Linked DNA regions of Homo sapiens: all the other regions are linked to region 1. Evidence: read pairs that join two places in POLR2A ChIA-PET (ENCODE). Cell type or tissue: GM12878. All regions are shown on one strand. Region 1 has its middle 6.4 kb from the start of CDK2AP1. Region 2 overlaps RILPL1 (Rab interacting lysosomal protein like 1). Region 3 overlaps RILPL1 (Rab interacting lysosomal protein like 1). Region 4 overlaps MPHOSPH9 (M-phase phosphoprotein 9). Region 5 overlaps SNRNP35 (small nuclear ribonucleoprotein U11/U12 subunit 35). Region 6 overlaps TMED2 (transmembrane p24 trafficking protein 2).

The links. ChIA-PET counts read pairs that join two places held together with the same protein. Peaks named below come from ENCODE experiments on the same cell type or tissue, not always from the same donor. Only the 100,000 strongest peaks of a DNase experiment are listed, where the experiment ranks them.
Region 2: POLR2A ChIA-PET joins it to region 1 with 6 read pairs; 3 of 35 experiments call an interaction of 5 or more read pairs at or near these places.
Region 3: POLR2A ChIA-PET joins it to region 1 with 9 read pairs; 4 of 35 experiments call an interaction of 5 or more read pairs at or near these places.
Region 4: POLR2A ChIA-PET joins it to region 1 with 5 read pairs; 7 of 35 experiments call an interaction of 5 or more read pairs at or near these places.
Region 5: POLR2A ChIA-PET joins it to region 1 with 9 read pairs; 5 of 35 experiments call an interaction of 5 or more read pairs at or near these places.
Region 6: POLR2A ChIA-PET joins it to region 1 with 8 read pairs; 16 of 35 experiments call an interaction of 5 or more read pairs at or near these places.

Annotation. Positions count from the first base shown.
Region 1 is chr12:123,276,211-123,280,210 of GRCh38, reverse strand. No RefSeq gene overlaps it. Among named protein-coding and RNA genes, the nearest start is that of CDK2AP1, 6.4 kb to the right of the region's middle. In GM12878, no CTCF peak of the experiment used is centred here; a DNase peak (open chromatin) is centred at 1,770; H3K4me3 peaks cover 222 bases; H3K27ac peaks cover 526 bases.
Region 2 is chr12:123,495,422-123,499,421 of GRCh38, reverse strand. RILPL1 (Rab interacting lysosomal protein like 1) reads left to right here. Exons shown (of 7, transcript NM_178314.5): 3 at 1-4; 4 at 657-878. Among named protein-coding and RNA genes, the nearest start is that of RILPL1, 36 kb to the left of the region's middle. In GM12878, no CTCF peak of the experiment used is centred here; no DNase peak of the experiment used is centred here.
Region 3 is chr12:123,486,598-123,490,597 of GRCh38, reverse strand. All of the region lies in intron 4 of RILPL1 (Rab interacting lysosomal protein like 1), which reads left to right. Among named protein-coding and RNA genes, the nearest start is that of SNRNP35, 30 kb to the right of the region's middle. In GM12878, no CTCF peak of the experiment used is centred here; no DNase peak of the experiment used is centred here.
Region 4 is chr12:123,206,955-123,210,954 of GRCh38, reverse strand. It overlaps MPHOSPH9 (M-phase phosphoprotein 9), which reads left to right. Exons shown (of 24, transcript NM_022782.4): 8 at 793-899. Among named protein-coding and RNA genes, the nearest start is that of MPHOSPH9, 24 kb to the left of the region's middle. In GM12878, no CTCF peak of the experiment used is centred here; no DNase peak of the experiment used is centred here.
Region 5 is chr12:123,463,301-123,467,300 of GRCh38, reverse strand. It overlaps SNRNP35 (small nuclear ribonucleoprotein U11/U12 subunit 35), which reads right to left. Exons shown (of 2, transcript NM_022717.4): 2 at 365-1,763. The coding sequence starts at 1,760. The coding sequence ends at 1,020. Among named protein-coding and RNA genes, the nearest start is that of SNRNP35, 7.2 kb to the right of the region's middle. RefSeq lists an enhancer at 1,690-2,191. In GM12878, no CTCF peak of the experiment used is centred here; no DNase peak of the experiment used is centred here.
Region 6 is chr12:123,588,656-123,592,655 of GRCh38, reverse strand. TMED2 (transmembrane p24 trafficking protein 2) reads right to left here. Exons shown (of 4, transcript NM_006815.4): 3 at 2,207-2,314. Among named protein-coding and RNA genes, the nearest start is that of TMED2, 6.1 kb to the right of the region's middle. In GM12878, no CTCF peak of the experiment used is centred here; no DNase peak of the experiment used is centred here; H3K4me3 peaks cover 731 bases.

The sequences.
Region 1 (4,000 bases):
TGCGGGTGCCTGTAATCCCAGCTACTTGGGAGGCTGAGGTGGGAGAATCACTTGAACCCAGAAGGCAGAGGTTGCAGTGAGCCAAGATCATGCCATTGCACTCCAACCTGGGCAACAGGGCAAGACTCGTTTTAAAAACAGAAATAGAGACCGGGCGTGGTGGCTCATGCCTGTAATCCCAGCACTTTGGGCAGCCAAGGCGGCGGATCACAAGGTCAGGAGATGGAGACCATCCTGGCCAACACGGTGAAACCCTGTCTCTACTAAAAAAAAATACAAAAAATTAGCCGGGCGTGGTGGCGGGCGCCTGTAGTCCCAGCTACTCAGGAGGCTGAGGCAGGAGAATGGCGTGAACTTGGGAGGCAGAGCTTGCAGTGAGCCGAGATCGCGCCACTGCACTCCAGCCTGGGTGACAGAGTGAGACTCTGTCTCAAAAAAAAAAAAAAAAGAAAACAAAACTAGGGGCCTGGCGCAGTGGCTCATGCCTGTAATCCCAGCACTTTGGGAGGCTGGGGCGGGCAGATCACCCAAGGTCGGGAGTTCGAGACCAGCCTGACCAACATGGAGAAATGCCATCTCTACTAAAAATACAAAATTAACCGGGCATGGTGGCACGTGCCTGTAAATCCCAGCTTCTAGGGAGGCTGAGGCAGGAGAATTGCTTGAACCTGGGAGGCAGAGGTTGCGGTGAGCTGCGATCCCACCATTGCACTCCAGCCTGGTCAACAAGAGCGAAACTCCATCTCAAAAACAAAACAAAACAAAAAACAAACACCTAGGCCAGGCGTGGTGGCTCACACCTGTAATACAGCACTTTGGGAGGCTGAGGCGGGCAGATCACAAGGTCAGGAGATCAAAACCATCCTGGCTAACATGGTGAAACCTCGTCTCTACTAAAAATTCAAAAAATTCGCCGAGCGTGGTGGCACGTGCCTGTAGTCCCAGCTACTCGTGAGGCTGAGGCAGGAGAATGGCTTGAACCCTGGAGGTGGAGGTTGCAGTGAGCCAAGATCACACCACTGCACTCCAGCCTGGGCAACAGAGAGATACTCCATCTAAAAAACAAAACAAAACAAAACAAAACAAAACAAAACTCTTCAAATAAAATGGGTGAGGCTGGGTGGGTGGCTCACACCTGTAATCCCAGCATTTTGGGAGCCCGAGGCAGGGGATCACCTGAGGTCAGGAGTTCGAGACCAGCCTGACCAACATGGTGAAACCCCACCCCTACTAAAAATACAAAAATTAGCCAGGTGTGGTGGCGCATGCCTGTAATCCCAGCTACTCGGGAGGCTGAGGCAGGAGAATCACTTCAACCTGGGAGGTGGGGATTGCCATGAGCCGAGATCGTACCACTGCACTCTAGCCTGGGTGACAGAGTGAGACTTGGTCTCAAAAAAAAAAGAGTTCAAGACCAGCCCCCTGTTCCTTAAAAAAAAAAAAAAAAAATTCTGGAGTAATACATTTGTTCAAAAGAAATTTAAAAAAATACAAAAATTAGCCAGTTGTGGTAGCCTATGCCTGTAGTCCAAGCTATTTGAGAGGCTGATGCAGGAGGATTGCTTGAGCCCAAGAGTTCGAGGTTGCAGGGAGCTAGGATCATGTCATTGCACTCCAGCCTGGGTGACAGAGACTCTGTCTCTTAAAAAAAAAAAAAAAAAAAAAAGTGCAGTTTCACTATGGAAAGCAGTTTGGCAGTTCCTCAAAAAGTGAAACAGAGTTATCATTTGACCCACCAACTCCATTTCTGAGTATAAAACCAAAGGAACTGAAAACATGTTCTCACAAAAGCTTGTACACAAATGATGACAGCAGCACTCTTCGTCATAGCCATCATAGCCAAAAAGTACAAATAACTCAAATGTCAATCAACTGATTAATGGATAAACAAAATGGGGTACATTCATACCATGGAATATTCAGCCCTGAAGAGGAAGGAAGTGCTGGAATGCCACCTGCTACAACATGGATGAACCTTGAAACATTATTTATGGCAAGTGGAAGAAGCCAGACACAAAAGGCCACATAGCGTACCATTCTATTTACAGGAAATGTCCTGAATAGGAAATCCAACTAAATTAGTAGTTGCCTAAAGCTGGAGAGAATGAGGAATGAGAAGTGACTACTACCGGGTATGAAGTTTCTTTTTATTTTATTTAATTAATTTTTTTTTTTTTTTGAGACAGGGTCTTGCTCCATCACCCAGGCTGGAGTGCAGTGGCAGGATCTTGGCTCACTGCAACCTCTGCCTCCCAGGTTCAAGCGATTCTCCTGCCTCAGCCTCCCAAGTAACTGGGATTACAGGCACCTGGAATCATGCCCAACTAATTTTTGTGTTTTTAGTAGAGGCTGAGGAGGGTGGATCACTAGGTCAGGAGTTTGAAACCAGCCTGACCAACATGGTGAAACCCTATCTCTACTAAAAATATAAAAATTAGCCGGGCATGGTGGCGGGCTCCTGTAGTCCAGCTACTCGGGAGGCTGAGGCAGGACAATCTCTCGAACCCAGGAGGCGGAGTTTGCAGTGACGCGAAATTGCACCACTGCACTCCAGCCTGGGTGACAGAGCAAGACTTCGTCTCAAATAAATAAATAAATAGGCCAGGCACAGTGGCTCACACCTGTAATCTCAACACTTTGGGAGGCCAAGGCAGGCAGATCGTTTGAGGCGAGGAGTTTGAGACCAGCCTGGCCAATATGGTGAAACCCCATTTCTACTAAAAATACAAAAATTATCTGTGCATGGTGGCGGGCGCCTATAATCCCAGCTACTCAGGAAACTGAGGGATGAGAGTCACTTCAACCCAGAAGGCAAGTGCAGTGAGCTGAGATCATGCCACTGCACTCCAGCCTGGGCGATAGAGCGAAACTCCCTCTAAAAAACAAACATAAATAAATAAATAAATAAAATAAAATAAAAAATAAATAGGCCAGGCGCAGTGGCTCACACCTGTAATCCCAGCACTTTAGGAGGCCGAGGAGTGCGGATCACAAGGTCAGGAGATCGAGAGCATCCTGGCTAACACAGTGAAACCCCGTCTCTACTAAAAATACAAAAAAAATTAGCTGGGTGTGGTGGCGGGCACCTGTAGTCCCAGCTACTCAGGAGGCTGAGGCAGGAGAATGGCGTGAACCTGGGAGGCAGAGCTTACAGTGAGCTGAGATCCTGCCACTGCACTCCAGCCTGGGCGACAGATTGAGACTTTGTCTCTAAATAAATGAATAAATAAATAAATATCAAATGGGGTGGGCCGGGAGCAGTGGCTCACCCCTGTAATCCCAGCATGTTGGGAGGCCAAGGCGGGCGGATCACCTGAGGTCAGGAGTTCGAGACCAGCCTGGCTAACATGGCGAAACCCCATCTCTACCCAAAATAACAAAATTAGCGGAGCGTGGTGGCGGGTGCTTGTAATCCCAGCTACTGGGGAGGCTGAGGAGAATCGCTTGAACCTGGGAGGTGGAGGTTGCAGTGAGACAGGATTGTGCCATTGTACTCCAGCCTGGGCAACAAGAGCGAGACTCCATCTCAAAAATATAAAAATAAAAATAAATAATAAAATAAAACAGGGTGATAATGTTCTAGAATTAGGCCAGGCGCGGTGGCTTACGCCTGTGATCCCAGCACTTTGGGAGGCCGAGTCGGGCGGATCACGAGGTCAGGAGATCAAGACCATCCTGGCTAACATGGTGAAACCCTGCCTCTATAAAAAATACAAAAACAAAAAAAATTAGTTGAGCGTGGTGGCGGGCGCCTGTAGTCCCAGCTACTCAGGAGGCTGAGGCAGGAGAATGGCGTGAACCCAGGAGGCAGAGCTTGCAGTGAGCCGAGATCGCACCACTGCACTCCAGCCTGGGCGACAGAGCAAGACTCCAGCCTGGGAGACACAGTAAGACTCTGTCTCAAAAAAAAAAAAAAAAAAATGTTCTAGAATTAGATAGTGGTGATAGTTGCACAACTGCAAATATGCTAAAAATCACTGAATTATATACTTTTTTGGGG
Region 2 (4,000 bases), 220 kb before region 1:
GGCTGTGAGTGACACACCCCTGACCTGCGTCCACCCTCCCAGCCAGTAGGTGCCAGCCAGAGACCAGACCCTCCACTCAGCAGGCCCCTTCTCTCCCTCACTCTCATTCTTGGGGCTCCGTGGGGTGTGGATCCTGCTCATGGCTTGGCGGGCCCAGCCTGGAAACTTCAAGTCTTCACTGGCAGAGCAGGAGGAAACGTGGCACTGCCCGGTGAGCAGGCTCCTCCCGCCTCCTGGGAAGGTCCCGAGGCCTGGGCAGACTTTGCTCTGACCCCAAGGCCTCCTCCAGCCCCACCACTTCATGCCTCTCTGTGAGCAGACTTAGCAGGGTCCAGCGTGCTCCAGGAACCCATACAGTGTCTCTGTGTAAATCAGAAAAAAATGCCCCTTTCTGAAGGCATGTTACTTCCATTTGTTGGGAAATTTTCATAATGTATTAATTCTAGCAAGACACCCTTCCATCTGCCATAAAATTATCATAGAAAATACACAAATTGCCCATCTCTAGCATCATCAGCTATAAGAATACGAACAACTTTCAAACAAAGATGTCTGCAATGTAAATGGCACACCTATGGATGGTTTGCCGTTGTGCAGTGTACAACCTGAGCTACCGCAGGTGGCAGCCCCGCACAATGGTCTCCCTTTTTCTACAGTTACAGCAGCAGCAGACACGGCTGATGAAGATCAACCATGACCTTCGGCACCGGGTCACGGTGGTGGAGGCCCAGGGGAAAGCCCTGATCGAACAGAAGGTGGAGCTGGAGGCAGACCTGCAGACCAAGGAGCAGGAGATGGGCAGCCTGCGAGCAGAGCTGGGGAAGTTGCGAGAGAGGCTGCAGGGGGAGCACAGCCAGAATGGGGAGGAGGAGCCTGAGGTGAGCAGGAAGCTGGGTGCAGAGGTGGTAGCAGAGGGTCAGTCTGGGGGTTGGCTTAAGGCAGGCAGGGTTGCCTTGTTTTCCCCATTATACTTCAGAAAATGGCCAACCTGGGCAACATAGCAAGACCCCAATTCTCTACAAACATTTTTTTTAATTAGCCACGCGTGGTGGTGCACACCTGTAGTACCAGCTGCCTGCCTGGGAGGCTTAGGCAGGAGGATCACTTGAGCCCAGGAGTTCAAGGCTGCAATGAGCCATGATTGCACAACTGCGCTGCAGCCTGGGTAACAGAGCCAGACCTGTCTAAAAAAAAAAGAGAGAGAGAGAGAGAGAAAAAACGAGAGGCTCAGAGAGAACAAGCTACTGGCCTGAGGACACACAGCTGAGGGGTTGGAACCCCAGACTCCCAGCATTCTCCCATCTCAGTGATGGTTATTAGGCACCTGCCATTTATTTATTCATTCATACCAATGATTGTTGACTGTGTAGCCGGCCCAGAGGATAAAATAGCGAGCAAAATACAGACATGATCCCTGTCCACATGGAGCTTACAGTTTAGTATGGGAGGCAGACATTAGTTAGTCCAGACCTTAATCATTAATCACACAGTACCATATGACCCAGCAATTCCACTCCTAGGCACATATCCAAAAGAATTGAGAGCAGGTGTTCAAACTTTTACATGAAGGCCAGGTGTGGTCACCTGCACTTGTAATCCCAGCCCTTTGAGAGGCTGAGGCAAGGGGATCAAGAAGATCACTTGAGGCCAGGAGCTCAAGACTGGCCTGGGCAACATAGCGAGGTCCTATCTCTACAAAAAATTCTTTAAAAATTAAAAACTTGCTTTTGGGCTGGGTATGGTGGCTCACACCTGTAATCCCAGCACTTTGGGAGGCTGAGGTGGGCAGATGACTTGAGGTCAGGAGTTCAGGATCAGCCTGGCCAACATGGTAAAACCCCGTCTCTACTAAAAAAAAATACAAAATTAGCTGGGTGTGGTGGTGGGCATCTGTTATCCCAGCTACTTGGGAGGCTGAGGCAGGAGAATTGCTTGAACCTCGGAGGCAGAGGTTGCAGTGAGCTGAGATTGCACCACCGCACTCCAGCCTGGGCAACAGAGTGAGTCAGACCCCATCTCAAAAAACAAAAAAAGAAAATCTTAGGTATGGTGGCATATGCCTGTAGTCCCAGTTACTTGGGAAGATGAGGCAGGAGGATCACTTGAGCCCAGGAGTTTGAGGATGCAGTGAGCCATGATTGAGCCATTGCTCTCCAGCCTGGGCAACAGAGTGAGACCCTATAGCAGCACTATTCACAGTCGCCAAAAGGTGGAAACAACCCACATGTCCATCAGCAGATGAATGGGTGAACAGTGGTCTCTCCATACAGGGGGATATGATTCAGCTCTAAAGAGGAATGCAGCCCTGGCCACGCGGCAGCACGGATGAGCTGCAAAAACATCACGCGGAGTGAAAGAAGCCAGGCCCAAAAGGCCAGTGTGTGACTCCATTTGCACGAAATGTCCCAGAACAGGCAAATCCATAGAGCCAGAAAGTAGACTGGTGTCCGAATGGGGCTGGGGGAGGGAGGAATGGGGAGTGACTGCCGATGGGCATGGAGTTCCCTTTGGGGACGATGGAAATGATCCGGAATTAGAGAGCGGTGATGGTCGCACAACACTGTGCATGTTACTGTCCGCGTGGCCAGAGCTGTCCATCACAGCTGCAGCTAACATCCAGGTAGGCCCAGGGCTACAAAGTGGGCACTAGCGGTGTCTGTTCCTTAAATGTGCCCCCAGACTGTGCCAGGAACACAGAGGGTGAGATCGTTCATCCTGGCAGAGGTGGGGAGGTGGGGTTTCAGGGAAGAGCTGTTCCTGAAGCCGGGCGTCAGTGTTAACAATGCTGAGACTTTGACAGATAGAAATGTGGACAATGGAGATGCTGTTTCAGAAAAGTATAGTGAACTTTAGGGACACACTCAGGCTTGTGTTTTCTCCCAGCAGATGTTTATGAGCTGTTGAAAGTTTGCAGACGCTGCACTAGTAACCTGAGTTACAGGTAGGGGAGGTAGGACAGACAAGCTCACAGTCAGGTGGGTTCAAGTCCCAGTAGTCATTAGGTATCCTGTGAATTTGGTAGTTACTTCCAGGTTTGCTGTAGGACAGGACAGGCATCTGGGATACAAATGAGGAAGGTCAGGGAGAGAAGTCTTAAAAGGGAGTAGTTGCCAGGCATGGTGGCTCACACCTGTAATCCCAGCACTTTGGGAGACCGAGGCAGGCAGATCACTTGAGGTCAGGAGTTCGAGACCAGCCTGGCCAATATGGTGAAGCCCCATCTCTACTAAAAATACAAAAATTAGCTGGGCGTGGTGGTGCACACCTGTAGTCCCAATTACTTTGGGGGGCTGGGACAGGAGAATTGCTTGAACCCGGGACGTGGAGGTTGTGGTGAACTGAGATCACGCCACTGCACTCCAGCCTGGGCGACAGGGGTGAGACTCTGTCTCAAAAAAAGAAAAAAGAAAAAAAAAGGAGTGGTTAAGGGCTGCTTTTGGCTAAAAATGACATAAGCCTAAGTTAAAATGGTTTAAGAGTTGGGAGGCCAAGGCAGGCCGATTTCCTGAGCTCAGGAGTTCAAGACCAGCCTGGCTAACGTGGCGAAACCCCGTCTCTACTAAAATACAAAAAATTAGCCAGGCATGGTGGTGTGCGCCTGTAGTCCCAGCTACTCGGGAGGCTGAGGCAGAAGAATTGCTTGAACCCAGGAGGCGGAGGTTGCCGTTAGCTGAGATCGCACCACTGCACTCCAGCCTGGGCAACGGAGCGAGACTCTGTCTCAAAAAAAAAAAAAAAAAAAAACTGGGGCCAGGTGCGGTGGCTCACGCCTGTAATCCCAGCACTTTGGGAGGCCAAGGCAGGCGGATCACAAGGTCAGGAGATTGAACCCATCCTGGCTAACATGGTGAAACCCCATCTCTACTAAAAATACAAAAAATTATCCAGGCATGGTGGTGGACACCTGTAGTCCCAGCTACTCGGGAGGCTGAGGCAGGAGAATGGCGTGAACCCAGGAGGCGAAGCTTGCAGTGAGCCGAGATCGCACCACTGCACTCCA
Region 3 (4,000 bases), 210 kb before region 1:
AAAAAAAGAGAGTAAGGACTTTTGCATACCTTGCTGGGATTTCCCCAAACTCTAAAGGAATCAGGCCATTCCTCCCCAAAAATGAACTGTCCCTTCTCCAGAAAAAAAAGAACTCAGGTTCTAAGGAAGCCCTTCAATGTCTTGGGCAGTTAAAACCCAATAGGGGTGAGCAGAAAATTCCTGTGGCTTTGAAAGTGTGTGTTCACAGAAATCCCCAGGTACCTGGGTGGGAAGGGCCCTTGGAAATATTTCTGGGTTATCAAGGGCTAGATGGGGAGATGAAAGCCCAGACATAGGGGCGGGTGGCTTTGCCCAGAGGCCTCTCGAGAGGTGGGGGTTTGGGAGTTCCTTTGAAGGGCTTTGCTCTTTCCCCAGGGTGTGGGGACGGCTGTCAGATGGTCCCTCCCAGAGACACAGGAGAGGCAAGGCCCTGACCTGCTATGAAAGGCAGGACCCGAGCTGTCTGAGGAGGAAGGGACTGGAGGGAGCTTGGGGTTCGGGTCCATAGCAGGGGCCACTGCTGCCTGCAGGGTCCAGGCAGGAGAAGGAGAAAGGGGATGGAAAAGGGAGCAGCTGCTGCTCGGAAACAGCCCAGCGTTGCCAGTGGGGCCTGATCTTCCAGCGCACTTTCCACAGGAAGCCCAAAATGCAAACTTCAATATGAAATCTCCTAATCTTAAAGAGTTCGCAGCTAATTCAACAGAGTTTTAGAACACAGTGAAGGCCAAACAAAATGTGGGCCAGCAGCACTGGGATGGTCTAAGAGCTTAGTTTGCAACCTCTGATCTATACTACTAATGCCCAGAGTTCCTGGTGAACTCCTACATATTCGTCAAGACCCCATGCATAGAGACCACATCTGATTAACATCTTCCCTGATTCTCTCCAGTTAGATCTTGTGTCTGTGCACTATTTTTTTTTTTTTTAAGATGGAGTCTTACTCTGTCGCTCTGTCGCCCAGGCTGGAGTACAGTGGCACCGTGTCAGCTCACTGTAACCTCCATCTCCTGGGTTCAAGCAATTCTCCTGCCTCAGCCTCCCGAGCAGCTGGGATTACAGGTGCCCACCACCATGCCTGACTAATTTTTGTGTTTTTTAGTAGAGACGGGGTTTCACCATGTTGGCCAGGCTGGTCTCGATCTCCTGACTTCGTGATCCACCCACCTCAGCTTCCCAAAGTGCTGAGATTACAGGCGTGAGCCACTGTGCCTGGCCGCCCAGCTAATTTTTGTATTTTCAGTAGAGATAGCGTTTCACCATGTTGTCCAGGCTGGTCTCGAACTCCTGACTTCAGGTGATCCGCCTGCCTCAGCCTCCCAAAGTACTGGGATTACAGGTGTGAGCCACCACACCTGGCCTTAAGCTTCTATTTATGTGTATCTTCTCTTCAGCCCCATCTGTCTGACTCTGTTCCCAGGGCTGAGCTCCACGGCCAGCAAGGCACAAAGTTAGCTCTCAGTAAATGTTGGATAACTAGACATCCAGGGTTGCTCCTTGGTGAAGCTGGGCCAGGGAAAGAGGAGAACTGGCGCGATTGAATGCCGGCCGCATATCCGTCACCTGTTGTATGTGGTCTTGGGTGGAGACATGGAGTGTGTGGCTGCCGGGTGGTTCCGGAGCATCCCTGGAGGCGCTGCAGAGGAGATCGGACATTGAAGATGTCCTCTGAGGACACAGCCCACCTAAATTGTGGCATCAGCAGACGCCTAGAATACTTTCTTTGGAAATTAAATCCTCCAACATTTCCTCCCCTTGTTCTTGGGTGGGAAGAAGCCCCTCAGCTGCCCAGACAGCTTGCGAGGGCGGCCGGGGTCAGATTTCAGTTTCCCACTGCATGGAGGCCCCTCCTCTGCTGCCCCGTGCTGACTCCGACCCCAAGGCTGGGCAGGGTCAGCTTGCTCCCCCAACCTGGGCCTGCTGTGTGTGGCTCTGCTGTCACCTGACGTGCCCCAGCAGTGGGTGTTGTCTCCTTTCACACGTCCTTTCCCAGAACAGCCGGTTCCAGCCTCCCACAGGGTGTGAAGCCTCTCGGCTCTGCCTTCTGGAATCCCTCAGCCTCCTGTCCAGGGCACATTCAGGCTGGAGTTAGTCCCCTTCTCCCTGTGCTGCTATGGGGTTTTTCTTCTTCTTCTTCTTTTTTTTTTTTTTTTTTTGAGACAGGGTCTCACTTTGTTGGAGACACTGCCTTAAGTGCAGTGGCACAGTCTTGGCTCACTGCAGCCTCCACTTCCTGGGCTCAGGTGATCCTCATGCCTCAGCCTCCTATGTAACTGGGACTACAGGGGCAAGCCACCATGCCCAGTTAATTTTCTTTTCTTTTTTGTAGACATGAGGTCTTGCTATGTTGCCCGGGCTGGTCTGAATCTCCTGGGTTCTAGTGATCCTCCTGCCTCAGCCTCCCAAAGTGCTAGAATTAGGAGTGTGAGCCACGGTGCCGGGCCTATGGAGTTTTTCTTGAGGTTGGGAAGGACGTCTGTTTCCTCTCCCTTTCCCTGTTCTGGAGCTTTTTCACTGCTGTCCTGACCTCTGTCTACTCCTGGTTGGTCACGGGACATTGGTGGCTCAGGAGTGTTGGGGACACTCCATTCCTTTGAGAGTGTGGGCTACCTGTAGATTGACTGGCTGACTTGCAAAAGCTTCCTTGTGATTAAGAAAAAAAAGGAAAATAACTGTTGGCAAGAATATAGAGAAATTGGAACCCTTGTGCATTGCTGGTGGGAATGTAAAATAGAGCAGCTGCCGTGGGAAACGGTTTGACAACTCCTCAACAAGTTAAACACAGAATTAGCCCATGACCCAGCAATCCCACTCCCAGGTATACAACCAGAAGAACTGAAAACAAGTGTCCACACTAATACAGTTCTTAGCATTGCTATTCACATTAGCCAAAGAGTGGAAACCACTCTGATGTCCGTCAGCTGAAGAATGGATAAACACACTGTGGTACATCTGTACAGTGGAATATGGCTCAGCCATCAAAAGGAGTGAAGTGAGCTGGCGGGGTGGCCCACCCCTGTAATCCCAGCACTTTGGGAGGCTGAGGTGGGTGGATCACCTGAGGACGGGAGTTCAAGACCAGCCTGACCAACATGGTAAAACCCCGTCTCTACAAAAATACAAAACTTAGCCCGGGCATGATGGCGGGTGCCTGTATTCCCAGCTAGCTACTCGGGAGGCTGAGGCGGAAGAATCGCTTGAACCCAGGAGGCAGAGGTTGAAGTGAGCTGAGATCGTGCCATTGCACTCCAGCCTGGGTGACAGAGTGAGATGCCATCTCAAAAAAAAAAAGAGTGAAGTGCTGGTGTGTGCTGCAACGTGGATGAACCTTGGAAACACCGTGCTAAGTGAAAGGAGCCAGGCACAAAAGGCCACTTAATGTATGATTCTGTTTCTGGGAAATGTCCATGGTAGGCAGTCCATAGACAGAAACTACATTGGCATTTGCCAAGGGCTCAGGATAGGGAAGTAGAGAGTGACTGCTTAATAAGTACAGGTTTTCAGCCGGGTGCGGTGGCTCACACCTGTAATCCCAGCACTTTGGGAGGCAAAGGCGGGTGGATCACTTGAGGTCAGGAGTTCAAGACCAGTCTGGCCAACATGGTGAAACCCTGTCTCTACTAAAAATACAAAAATTAGCCAGGCATAATGGCAGGCGCCTGTAATCCCAGGTACTCAGGAGGCTGAGGCAGGAGGATGGCTTGAACCCGGGTGGTGGAGTTTGCAGTGAGCTGAGATCGTGCCACTGCACTCCAGCCTGGGTGACAGAGAGATTCCGTCTCAAAAAAAAAAAAATTGCCGGGTGTGGCGGTACACACCTGTAATCCCAGCTACTCGGGAGGCTGAGGCACAAGAATCGCTTGAAGCCAAGGAGTGGAGGTTGCAGTGAGCTGAGATCATGCCATTGCACTCCAGCCTGGGTGACAGTGAAACTCCATCTCAGAAAAAAATAAAATAATAAGTATGGGTTTTCCTTTTGGTATGAAGAAAATGTTCTAGAACT
Region 4 (4,000 bases), 69 kb after region 1:
TGGTTATGGTGGCGCATGCCTGTAATTCCAGCTACTCAGGAGGCTGAGGCAGGAGAATTGCTTGAACTCGGGAGGCGGAGGTTGCAATGAGCCGAGATCACTCCACTGCATTCCATCTTGGGCAACAGAGCGAGACTCTGTCTCAAAAAAAGAGACCACAGTGGACTGAGATGGCACCACTGCACTCCTGGGTGACAAAGTGAGACCCTGTCTCAAAAAATAAAAAAATTTATTTTATTATTATTATTTTAATTTTTTTTTGAGACTCTGTCACTCACTCTATCACTCAGGCTGGAGTGCAGTGGCACCATCTCAGCTCACTACAACCTCTGTCTCCTGGGTTCAAGCGATTCTCATGCCTCAGCCTCCCAAGTAGCTGGTATTACAGTGTGTGCCACCACACCTGGCTGATTTTTGGATTTTTAGTAGAGATGGGGCTTCACCACGTTGGCCAGGCTGGTCTCAAACTCCTGACGTTAGGTAATCCTCCTGCCTCAGCTTCCCAAAGGGCTGGGATTACAGGCGTGAGCTACCATGCCTGGCCAAAAATATGTATTTTAAATTGTACCAACTCATCTTGACTTTTTATATTTCAGTTTTAAACATTTGCATCCAGTTAGGACTCTTACATAATAAGGAATTTAGATAACTTTTTTCCATCAAAATTCAAATTACTTTAACCCAAAATTAATTTCTTCCCATATTTAATTTCCTTTAGGTAGAAATGTTATTCTAGAAAGCATTTTTGTTTTTTTCTCACTCTTTTCTATTCTGTGTGTTTGTGCACATCAGGATTGACTTACTGGAAACTAGAGGAAAAGGATATGCACCACTCTTTGCCTGAAACTTTAGAGAAGACGTTCATATCATTGTCTTCCACAGATGTGTCACCAAACCAGGTAATTTAAAAACACACGGTGGCCGGGCGCGGTGGCTTACGCCTGTAATCCCAGCGCTTTGGGAGGCCGAGGTGGGCGGATCATGAGGTCAGGAGATCAAGACCATCCTGGCTAACACGGTGAAACCCCGTCTCTACTAAAAATACAAAAAATTAGCTGGGCGTGGTGGCGGGCGCCTGTAGTCCCAGCTACTCGGGAGGCTGAGGCAAGAGAATGGTGTGAACTCAGGAGGCAGAGCTTATAGTGAGGGGAGATTGCGCCACTGCACTCCAGCCTGGGTGACAGAGCAAGACTCCATCTCAAAAAAAAAAAAAAAAACAACAAAACAAAACACACACACCGTGGACTGGGCGTGGTGGCCTGTAATCCTGTAATCTCGGCACTTTGGGAAGCTGAAGTGGGCAGACCATCTGAGGTAAGGAGTTCGAGACCAGCCTGGCTAACATGGTGAAACCCCGTTTCTACTAAAAATACAAAAAAATTAACCAGACTTGGTGGCGTGTGCCTGTTCATCCCAGCTATTTGGGAGGCTGAGGCAGGAGAATCACTTGAACCTGGGAGGTGGAGGTTGCACTGAACCGAGATTGTGCCATTGCACTCCAGCTTGGGCAACGAGAGTGCAACTCCATCTCAAAGAAAAAAAAAACTGTGTGTGTTTGTGTTTTACAATTGTTGCTAAGTACTCCAGTATAAATTTTATTTTTCAACTTCTAAAATACTGGAAAAAGCATGGGCTTTAGAATCATACTCACTTGTTTTCAAATTCAGTCTGTCATTTTTGCCTTATGTAATCTTAGCAATGCTTCTTAAAAGTGGAATTAAAGGCTGGGTGCTGTGGCTCAAGCCTGTAATCCCAGCACTTTGGTAGGCCAAGGTGGGCAGATCACCTGAGGTTGGGAGTTCAAGACCAGCCTGGCCAACATGGTAAAACCCCATCTCTACTAAAAACCCAAAAATTAGCTGGGCGTGGTGGCATGCACTTGTAATCCCAGCTGCTCAGGTGGCTGAGGCAGGAGAATCACTTGAACCCAGGAGGTGGAGATTGCAGTGAGCCAAGATGGTGCCACTGCACTCCAGCCTGGGTGACAGAGCGAGACTCCGCCTCAGCAAAAACAACAACAGAAAAAAGTGGAATTAAAAATTCCACTTTTAAAAAATTCTGGCTGGCTTGAGCTGGGCATCATAGTTTACACCTGTAATCCTTGTACTTTGGGAGGCTGAGGTGAGAGGATCACTTGAGCCCGGGAGGTCACACCATTGCACTCTAGCCTGTGTGACAGAGTGAGACCCTGTCTCAAAAAGGGAAAAAAAAAATGCTGGTTAGTGTTTTGTGAAATTAAATGGATTGTGCCTACTATTTCATATGTAGTAGGTCCTCAGCTATTAATTTCTTCCCCTTTTCCCAGAATTGGTGTTGATTTTTCATTTGTTACACCTCCATTCATTTTCATTTGTTATGCGATCCATTTCCACCATAGTTATGAGCAACTTAATTTGCTGTATTCTTTTTTTTTTTTTTTTTGAGACAGTTTCACTCTGTCGCCAGGTTGGAGTGCAGTGGTGCGATCTTGGCTCACTGCAACCTCTGCCTCCCGGGTTCAAGTGATTATCCTGCCTCAGCCTCCCGAGTAGCTGGGTCTACAGGCACATGCCACCACGCCCAGCTAATTTTTGTATTTTTAGTAGAGACGGGGTTTCACCATGTTGGTCAGGATGGTCTCGATCTCTTGACCTCGTGATTTGCTTGCCTTGGCCTCCCAAGTGCTGGAATTACAGGCATGCACCACTGCGCCCGGCCAATTTGCTGGATTTTCTTTGAGTAAGAAAGGTACATTTAAAAAAAAAATTTTTTTTTTTTTTTTTTTTTGAGACGGAGTCTCAGTCTGTCACTTAGGCTGGAGTGCAGTGGTTCCAGGTTCAAGTGATTCTCCTGCCTCAGCCTCCTGAGTAGCTGGGATTATGGGCATGCGCCACCATGCCTGGCTAATTTTTGTATTTTTAGTAGAGAGGGAGTTTCGTGATGTTGGCCAGGCTGGTGATCCACCCACATCAGCCTCCCAGAGTGCTGGGAATACAGGCGTGAGCCACTGCGCTGGCCCATTTTTTTTAAATTTAAGAGCAAAGAAATAAAACTATTCAGTAAATGTACATCAATGTACCTATTTCACCTCTGTATTTTTTTTTTTCTTTTTTTTTTTTCTTTGAGGCGGAGTCTCGCTCTGTTGCCCAGGCTGGAGTGCAGTGGCGTGATCTCAGCTCACTGCAATCTCTGCCTCCCAGGTTCAAATGATTCTCCCACCTCAACCTTCCAAGTAGCTGGGATTACAGGCACCTGCCATCATGCCCAGCTATGTTTTGTATTTGTGTAGAGACAGGGTTTCACCATGTTGGCCAGGCTGCTCTCGAACTCCTGACCTCAGGTGATCCGCCCGCCTTGGCCTCCCAAAGTGCTGGAATTACAGGCATGAGCTAGTGCACCCGGCCTTCATTTCTGTATTTTGATCAGGTAATGAAAGAGTACCTGGGGAAAAGGAGAGATACTATTAAAGTAACCAAGAGACATAAAAATGAATGACATATACAGACAGACAGATGGGGCAATGTACTTGTAAGCATCAGAGTCTCAGTGACGGAAACCAATGTTCCGTACTTCATGAAAGGAACAAAAAGACACAGGTCAACACAGAGAAATGAAGTATGAGGGGGGTAAGATTGTAGGGGGCAAGGCAGGCTTAGTAGGCTTTGCAATTGCAGGGCTCACAGTGTTATCTGATCTTGAACATCAGTAAGTGGATACTGCATTTTGTTGACTCTACGGTATTGTCAACTTTAAGGTTTCCCATTTCATGTTCTACCAAGAAAAATTTATAAATTAGACTGATACAATGCTTTTTTTTTTTTTTTTTTTTAACCACTTTAGAATTTATATTTTATTCTTATGGAAAGAGTCTTTAGACTTAAACATAGGTTTTATTATGTATCAGTAACTTTTTTTTTTTTTTATTAGAGAGAGGATTTTTGCTGTGTTGCCTAGGCTGGTCTCAAACTCCTGGGCTCAAGTGATTCCCCTGCTTTGGTCTCCCACAGTGCTGGGATTACAG
Region 5 (4,000 bases), 190 kb before region 1:
TCAGAAAAAGAAGAAAGGCAGTCGGCATTTTGAGTGAGAATGGAAGTGCATTTGTTCAAGAATGCTGACCTGGCTGTGCAGACTGCCTTCTGGTATTAGGGCTCTGGACATTCTCCTTGAATTCACTTTTCTATCCCATTTTTATTTCAATTCAGCAAACTCTTGGGCTATGGATATAAAGATAGAAAAGATACAATTTATTCTGACCAGATTAGTGTTCTTCCTCTAAGGACTCAGAGGAGTGTGATTAGGTCATAACCTCTTTTTGCCACGTACTCAAGATGATCATTTAAAATAGATGGAAGAAAATCAAATTCCTACTGCCAAATTAAATCTGAATACTAGCTCCTTACAAATGCCCTTCTGGCTGGGCGCAGTGGCTTATGCCTGTAATCCCAGCACTTTGGGAGGCTAAGGCAGGTGGCTCATTTGAGGTCAAGAGTTGGAGACCAGGCCAGGAGTAGTGGCTCACACCTGTAATCCCAGCACTTTGGGAGGCCAAGGCAGGTGGATCATCTGAGGTCAGGAGTTCGAAAACAGCCTGACCAACATGGTGAAACCCCATCTCCACTAAAAATACAAAAATTAGTCGGGCATGGTGGCACATGCCTGTAATCCCAACTACTGGGGAGGCTGAGGCAGGAGAATCACTTGAACCCAGGAGGCAGAGGTTACAGTGAGCCAAGATTTTACCACTGCACTCCAGCCCTGGCAACAGAGTGAGACTCTGTCTCAAAAAAAAAAAAAAGAAAAGAAAAGAAAATGCCCTTCTGTACAGATGCCAGTAACTACAAAATTGCTTCTTGATCCTGTTAAATAACATGTCCTTAGAACTATGTGAGGAAGATGATAAATTCCTATCAGCTTGAACCGAAGTTCCAGATTGGAAAGAAAACTATTCCAAACCCCATGATCATCAGTAAGTTTTATTCAACCATTAGACTCACGCTGCGTTGAAAGACAATCCCCCTCCACTCATTTCCACTGTAACTTCACTTTGGGGTTCTGCTGTTGGGCCTCTACTTGCCTCTTTCCTTCTTCTCCCTCCCCTTGATCCTGTCATCTCTGAAGTCCCTCTCTCTCTCCCAGTCATTGTCGGGCCACACCCTGGTCGGCTCTCTTTCTTGCCATCTCTTCTCCCGGCCCCTGTCATGGTCTCGATCCCTTGTCCTCGAGTCCCAGTGTCTTTCTCGGGATCGAGATCGCTCCCGCCTTTCCCGTTTTCCCTCTCTATAGAGGTCGTTTTTAACAACTGGCAAGTTAATAGGTTTTCGAAAAGGCCGGTCCCGTCCCCCAAATCTCAGTTGCCCAGACTCCTTTTTTCCCCCAAGACCGCCTCCAAGTCGCCGAGGGATCCACCCTTTGAGAGTCCTTTCCAGCTCGTAGTCCACAAATATCTCATGCTGGTCAATAACCAGGCCATCAGCATCTCGGTAAGCTTTGATCACGGCACGCTCCTCCTTGTATTCGATGAAGGCGTAGCCCTTTGAAAAACCTGTGACCAAGTCCCTGACCAGCCGAAGCCGCCGGATGTCACCATAGCGGGAAAAGACTTCCTTTAATTTGTCCTCCTTGGTCTGCAAGTTTAGTCTGGCCACAAACAGGGTGAGGAGGGGATCTCCTATGACACCTTTGTTGGGGACATATCGTGCCAGCATTGCCCTCCAGACCGCGCGGTCGTGTGGGTCTTCATCGGTGCCATCAATGCTGCCCGCTTTGAGTGGATCATACTCCTTGGCGATGGGCATCCAATCGTTCATGTTCTATGAATGATAAGAGCAAGCGTGGATGGAGCCTCTACTCTGAGCCACTCATTCAACCCTTACAACAATGCCATGAAAAGGATACTATCATTCACCTCTTCTTAAAAACAGGAAAGGAAGGGAACACCCACAGAGGCTAAGTCCTCCCTGCTAGTAAGTGGGGGAGACAGCACCAAAGCCAGGCAGTTGTGCTCCAGAGAAGCCCTTACCCACTCCTACAAATGCCCTCTCAGGAAGCAGAGGGCAGCGTGCTCGGGTTTCACCCATATATGCAGCATCTGGCTCAGCCACGGAAGGGCACTTACCAACTATGAACACATTACAATGTGGCAACGTGGATCAAAACCAGACTTCTCTTTCAGAACCTTTAAAATGATCATAGGAAAACTAGCCCAGGAACTGCTGGTGGAAAATGGCAATTTAAAAACTCTACTACCAAGAATATCAAATACCAACATAGAGAATCATATAATAACCCTCCACAAACTTCTCACCCGGCTCAACTAGAACCACCATGCACATGTGGCCAGAATAATCTGCCCCCAGATAATTCTGAAACAAATTCTAGATATCACATCATTCGTGTGGAAATTTTTTTACTATGCATCATTAAAAGATATAGACTTTTTTAAAACTACAAGAGAAAACAGGGATTTGGATGCACCATTCTGTAGTAAACAGACAACAAAGCTAAGGCTACAGTGACCCAGCAGCGGGAGCGGGTTATTTGTCTCAAAAGGAACATGGGATTTCTTCTCAGATCCCTAGCTGATAATCCGTTTAGACTGGGAGCATGAGAATTTACTGCAATGGTAATTTTTTGTCCAGCAAGCACACTGCAGTTGTCATGCCTTCTGATACATAGTTAATTCATGTGAATCTTTGCTGGAATAATAAAATGCTTACTAATATTTCAGACCCAGCTAATGCTTATGTGACCAACCTGCAACGCTGTAGAGCCAATGCTGAAATATGTTACTTAAAAACCTTGGCTGAGGCCAGACGCGGTGGCTCACGCCTGTAATCCCAGCACTTTGGGAGGCCGAGGCGGGCGGATCATGAGATCAGGAGATCGAGACCATCCTGGCTAACACGGTGAAACGCTCTCTCTACTAAAAAATACAAAAAAAATTAGCCGGGCATGATGGCGGGCGCCTGTAGTCCCAGCTACTCAGGAGGCTGAGGCAGGAGAATGACTTGAACCCGGGAGGCGGAGCTTGCAGTGAGCAGAGTTCGCGCCACTGCACTCCAGCCTGGGCGACAGAGCAAGACTCCATCTCAAAAAAAAAAAAAAAAACCTTGGCTGGCTGGGTGCAGTGACTAACGCCTATAATCCCAGCACTTTAGGAGGCTGAGGCAGGTGGATCACCTGAGGTCAGGAGTTCGAGACCAGCCTGACCAACATAGAGAAACCCCATCTCAACTAAAAATACAAAATTAGCGGGGCGTGGTTGTAGGCGCCTGTAATCCCAGGTACTCAAGAGGCTGAGGCAGGAGAATCACTTGAACTAGGTTGGTGGAGGTTGCGGTGAGCCGAGACCACGCCATTGCACTCCAGCCTGAGCAATAAGAGCAAAATTCCGTCTCCAAAAAAAAAAAAAAAAAAATTAGCCAGGCGAGGTAGGTGGGCGCCTTAATCCCAGCTACTCAGGAGGTTGAGGCAGGAGAGTGGCTTGAACCCAGGAGGCGAGGTTGCAGTGAGCCGAGATTACACCACTGCACTCCAGCCTGGGCAACAAAGCGAGGCTCTGTCTCAAAAAAAAAAATAAAAAATAAAAACCAAACCAGGTCTTTCCTGGAAGAAGTCCCAAAAGTTAAGAAAAAAAACAAAACAAAACTGGCGAGCGCGGTAGCTCACGCCTGTAATCTCAGCACTTTGGGAGGCCAAGGTGGGCAGATCACGAGGTCAGGAGTTCAAGACCAGTCTGGCCAAGGAGTTTGAGACCAGTCTGGCCAATATGGTGAAACCCCGTCTCTACTAAAAATACAAAAATCAGCTGGGCACAGTTGCACACGCCTGTAGTCGCAGCTACTCGGGAGGTTGAGGCAGGAGAATTGCTTGAACCCAGGAGGCGGAGGTTGCAGTGAGCCGAGGTCGCATCACCGCACTCCAGCCTGGGTGACAGAGCGAGAGTCTGTCTCAAAAAAAGAAAGAAGAAAGAAAAAAAAAAAACTTGACCTGTTGCAGTGGCTCACACCTGTAATCCCAGTACTTTAGAAGGCCAAGGTGGGACGAT
Region 6 (4,000 bases), 310 kb before region 1:
AGTGGGTCCTATAGGAAGACTCACAAAAACAAAACATTATGGGAACCATTTGCTTTGTAAATTTAAACTGAATGCCTATAAACTCAATTCTAGAAATTGCTAACACTTTTAAATATGAACACATAGCTCACTATTTGTGAAACAAATACAGGAGTATCTCCACTCAAATCATGGGTGAGAGAACAAGGTTGGACACCCTAAAGACGGAAGACATGTGCTTCCTCTGGCCACTGTGTTCCCAAGAACTTCTATAACTTGAAAGCCATCTGGTCTGAACCAGTTAAAATTGCAAAGTAGAGGAACTTGCCCTCTGAGTTAGTTCAGTGCCCTTCCAACTCCAGAATGGGCTGTTTCCCCATCTGGGAACAAGGTAAACAACATATGAGTCCCAACAAGATAAGAGAGAAAAAGTGAAGATCCCAGCTGGTGAGATTAAGAGTGGAGGCAAGGAGACAAAATTGTGAGGCAAGAGGCTGGAGTAATTGTAGACAAGCCTTGGTCCATAATATGCCCCACTCCACTCCTAAAACAAGTGGGGATGAGGGGAGTTCTCCAGGCTATTACATTTACACACCTTCCTGCCAACACAAGCTGATGTCTGTGCTCTAGATCCTGAAGATTTGTTTCCATAAGTAGCAAGAACAGATTTAAGGGTAGGAAAAACAGAAAGCACATCTGGAAGAAATTCAAGCTGTGCTTATCTCTTTGAGTCACTCTTCACTTCCTACTCCAGTCTCAGAACAAAGATTCCTGACATAAAATCACTGCCCTTAAGACAAGAGCTTGCTCCCAAGCAATCCCCCGCCTCAGCCTCCTGAGTAGCTGGGACTACAGAGATGCGTCACTATACCTTGCTCTTTTTCCTTTTTTTTTTTCAGACAGAGTCTCGCTCTGTCGCCAGGCCGGAGTGCAATGGCATGATATCAGCTCACTGCAACCTCCGCCTCCGGGGTTCAAGTGATTCTCCTGCCTCAGCCTCCTGAGTAGCTGGGACTACAGGCGCGTGCCACCATGCCCGGCTAATTTTTGTAGTTTTAGTAGAGGTGGGATTTCACCATGTTGGCCAGGATGGTCTCAGTCTCTTGACCTTGTGATCCGCCCACCTCAGCCTCCCAAAGTGCTAGGATTACAGGCGTGAGCCACTGCCCCCAGCCACCTTGCTCTTTTCATCTCCCCAAGAACTACCTGGAGGATGAAAACACTGAACAATGGTGTGGCCCTGAACCTAATCAATGGAATTGGTCTGTCTGTCAATATAGTACCTCTTAATTTTAAATGCAAAAGCTTCATTTTTAATGCTCTATCCAGTTCTAAACAGACTTTTGCAACCTAACACAAGATTTCAATCATCACTGTTTCCACAGCAAAATACATTCCAAATTCCCAACTTACAAACTTGAGGACCCAAACTGATCTTCACCTGGTGACTTCCCTGTACTCATGTTTTGGTGTTTTCTAGTCTAACTATATTAAGCTTTCCATTTTAGTAAAAAGGTTAAATCTCAGCATCTAATATTAATCCCACTGGTACATAAGTTTCAGGTATGTGATTAAAAACCAATGCAATACGCATTTTACAACATTTTTCCCTTCTGATTTAAGAAAACAATTAGCTTATTCCTTAGCTCACCATACATTTTTAAAAACCCAAACTTTTTTTTTTTTTTTTCCCTGAGACAGAGTCTAGCTCCATTGCCCAGGCTGGAGTGCAGTGGCCCAATCTCAGCTCACTGCAACCTCTGCCTCCCGGTTCAAGTGATTCTCATGCCTCAGCCTCCCGAGTAGCTGGGACTATAGGTGCACGCCACCACACCCAGCTAATTTTTTTATTTTTTGTAGAGACGAGGTTTCACCATGTTGGCCAGGCTGGTCTCGAACTCCCAACCTCAGGTGATCCGCCTGCCTCAGCCTCCCAAAGTGCTGGGATTACAGGCGTGAGCCACCATGCCCGGCCAGAAAACTAAACTCTTAAAAACTTGTACTAAATCTTAATAGCATTTTCTAGTTTACAATGAATGTCCCAATAATAAACTACAAAGCTCCACACATGTGTATGCTCAAAAAATATCTCGTGTAGGTACACTTTTAAAGTCAATGCTTTCACATAAAATTTGCAAAGTTTCCAAATGAGGAAAATACGAGCAAGCTGTTGAGTAAAACAACCTTCACCATCAGACACTGCTGCAAAGTGACGGCATTCACTTACTGGCTCTGTGTATTCTCTCCCGGACTTCCATGTATTCCTGTTCGTGCTTTACAGCTGTCATCGCCACTGCTAGCTCATTGATCATTTCTTCTAGCTTGTTCTGGTGAGCTATAGAAGGATTTGAAAACAAAACACATTTGTCAATGTCTTTTTTTTTTTTTTTTTGAGACAGAGTCTCGCTCTGTTGCCCAGGCTGGAGTGCAGTGGTGCTCAATCTCAGCTCACTGCAACCTCTGCCTCCCAGGCTGAAGCGATTCTCCTGCCTCAGCCTCCAGAGTAGCTGGGATTACAGGCACACGCTGCCACACCCAGCTAATTTTTGTATTTTTAGTAGAGACGGGGTTTCACCATGTTGGTCAGGCTGGTCTTGAACTCCTGACCTCAGGTGATCCACCTGCTTGAGCCTCCCAAAATGCTGGAATTACATGCGTGAGCCACTGCACCCAGCCATCTTTTTTTTTTTTCAAGACAGGATCTCACTCTATCACCCAGGCTCAAGTACAGTGGTGCAATTATAGCTCACTGTAACCTAAAATTCCTGGGCTCAAGCAATCCCCTGCCTCAGCCTCCTGAGGGGTGCGTCACTATGCCTGACTACCATTTTATTTTTATTTTTTAGAGACGGGGTCTCGCTATGTTGCCTAGGCTGGGGCAATCTCTTTTTGAAAAACACTTATAAAATAAATATAAAATATAAAATAATATAAAATAACTTTTCAAAATCCTCAGAGAAGGCCTGCAAAAGAAGCTACTTTTGAAATGGTTCAAACATCAATTTGGACTACTGATATGAATCATGTCAATTTAATTCTCAAAGCATTTTTAAAAGTCCCTTCCCAGTAGAGAAACCTCTTTCAGGGTAGGAAACATACTATATAATGCTTACTAAGGAAAGGAAAACAACCCCAGGAAATTTCTTCTAATGGAATGTTGTTATGTGAAGTTCACTATACTGACTATTAACTACAGCAAAAGTAGTAAAACACTGAGGAGAGGGGACTAAGAGCACAAAATAAATACCTGTATTTTTAAAATGTAATCCTACAAATAAAGTCTAAGAGTCATGTAACTCTAATATTAATTAAGAAGCAGGAGCAGCACCAAAACAGACTCTTAATCTCTATAAAGCTGAGCAGAGAAAAACATTAAAACGCTCTTAGGAAAATCCACACCAACTCAAACATTCTTCTTTGACAAAGTAATAGTTTCACTATAGTGGGGAACAGCAGGCAATGTAAGTAGAGAGACAAGCCCTTAGCGGCACAAGTTTTCAACCAGGCATCCCTCTTGAACCAAAAATACACACAAGGCACTGTTCTGAAGAGTAAGCATGTGCTTCTAGGTAGTGCCACGTTATGAGAATGAACAGACAGGCAGGAGAGAAACAGCACCAGGAAACCTTCCTGGGAAAGGGGGATCTCTTCATCCCTGCCCAAGACTGGGTCTCTTCTGGGATTCCAGATTCTCGCAGACAACCCCAAGTTTCTTAGGAGAAACCAAGGGCCTCTACCATTGAAGGCAGTTGAATTGGAATGTCAAACCGTCCCTCACTCGAAATTTCCCTTTGGAAGCCCCATGCACCACATGGAACTGATAGAGCAGGGTTTCTCAGCAGTGGCATTGTCTCCATTTTGGACCAAATGCTTTTCTATGCTGTGGGGCGCTATCTGATGCACTATAGGGTATTTAGCAGCCTCCATGGCCTCCAGTCCTAGATGCCTGTAGCACCTACCCCCAGTCTTCCGAATAAAAAATACCTCCAGATATTGCCAAATATCCCCTGGGCATCCTCAC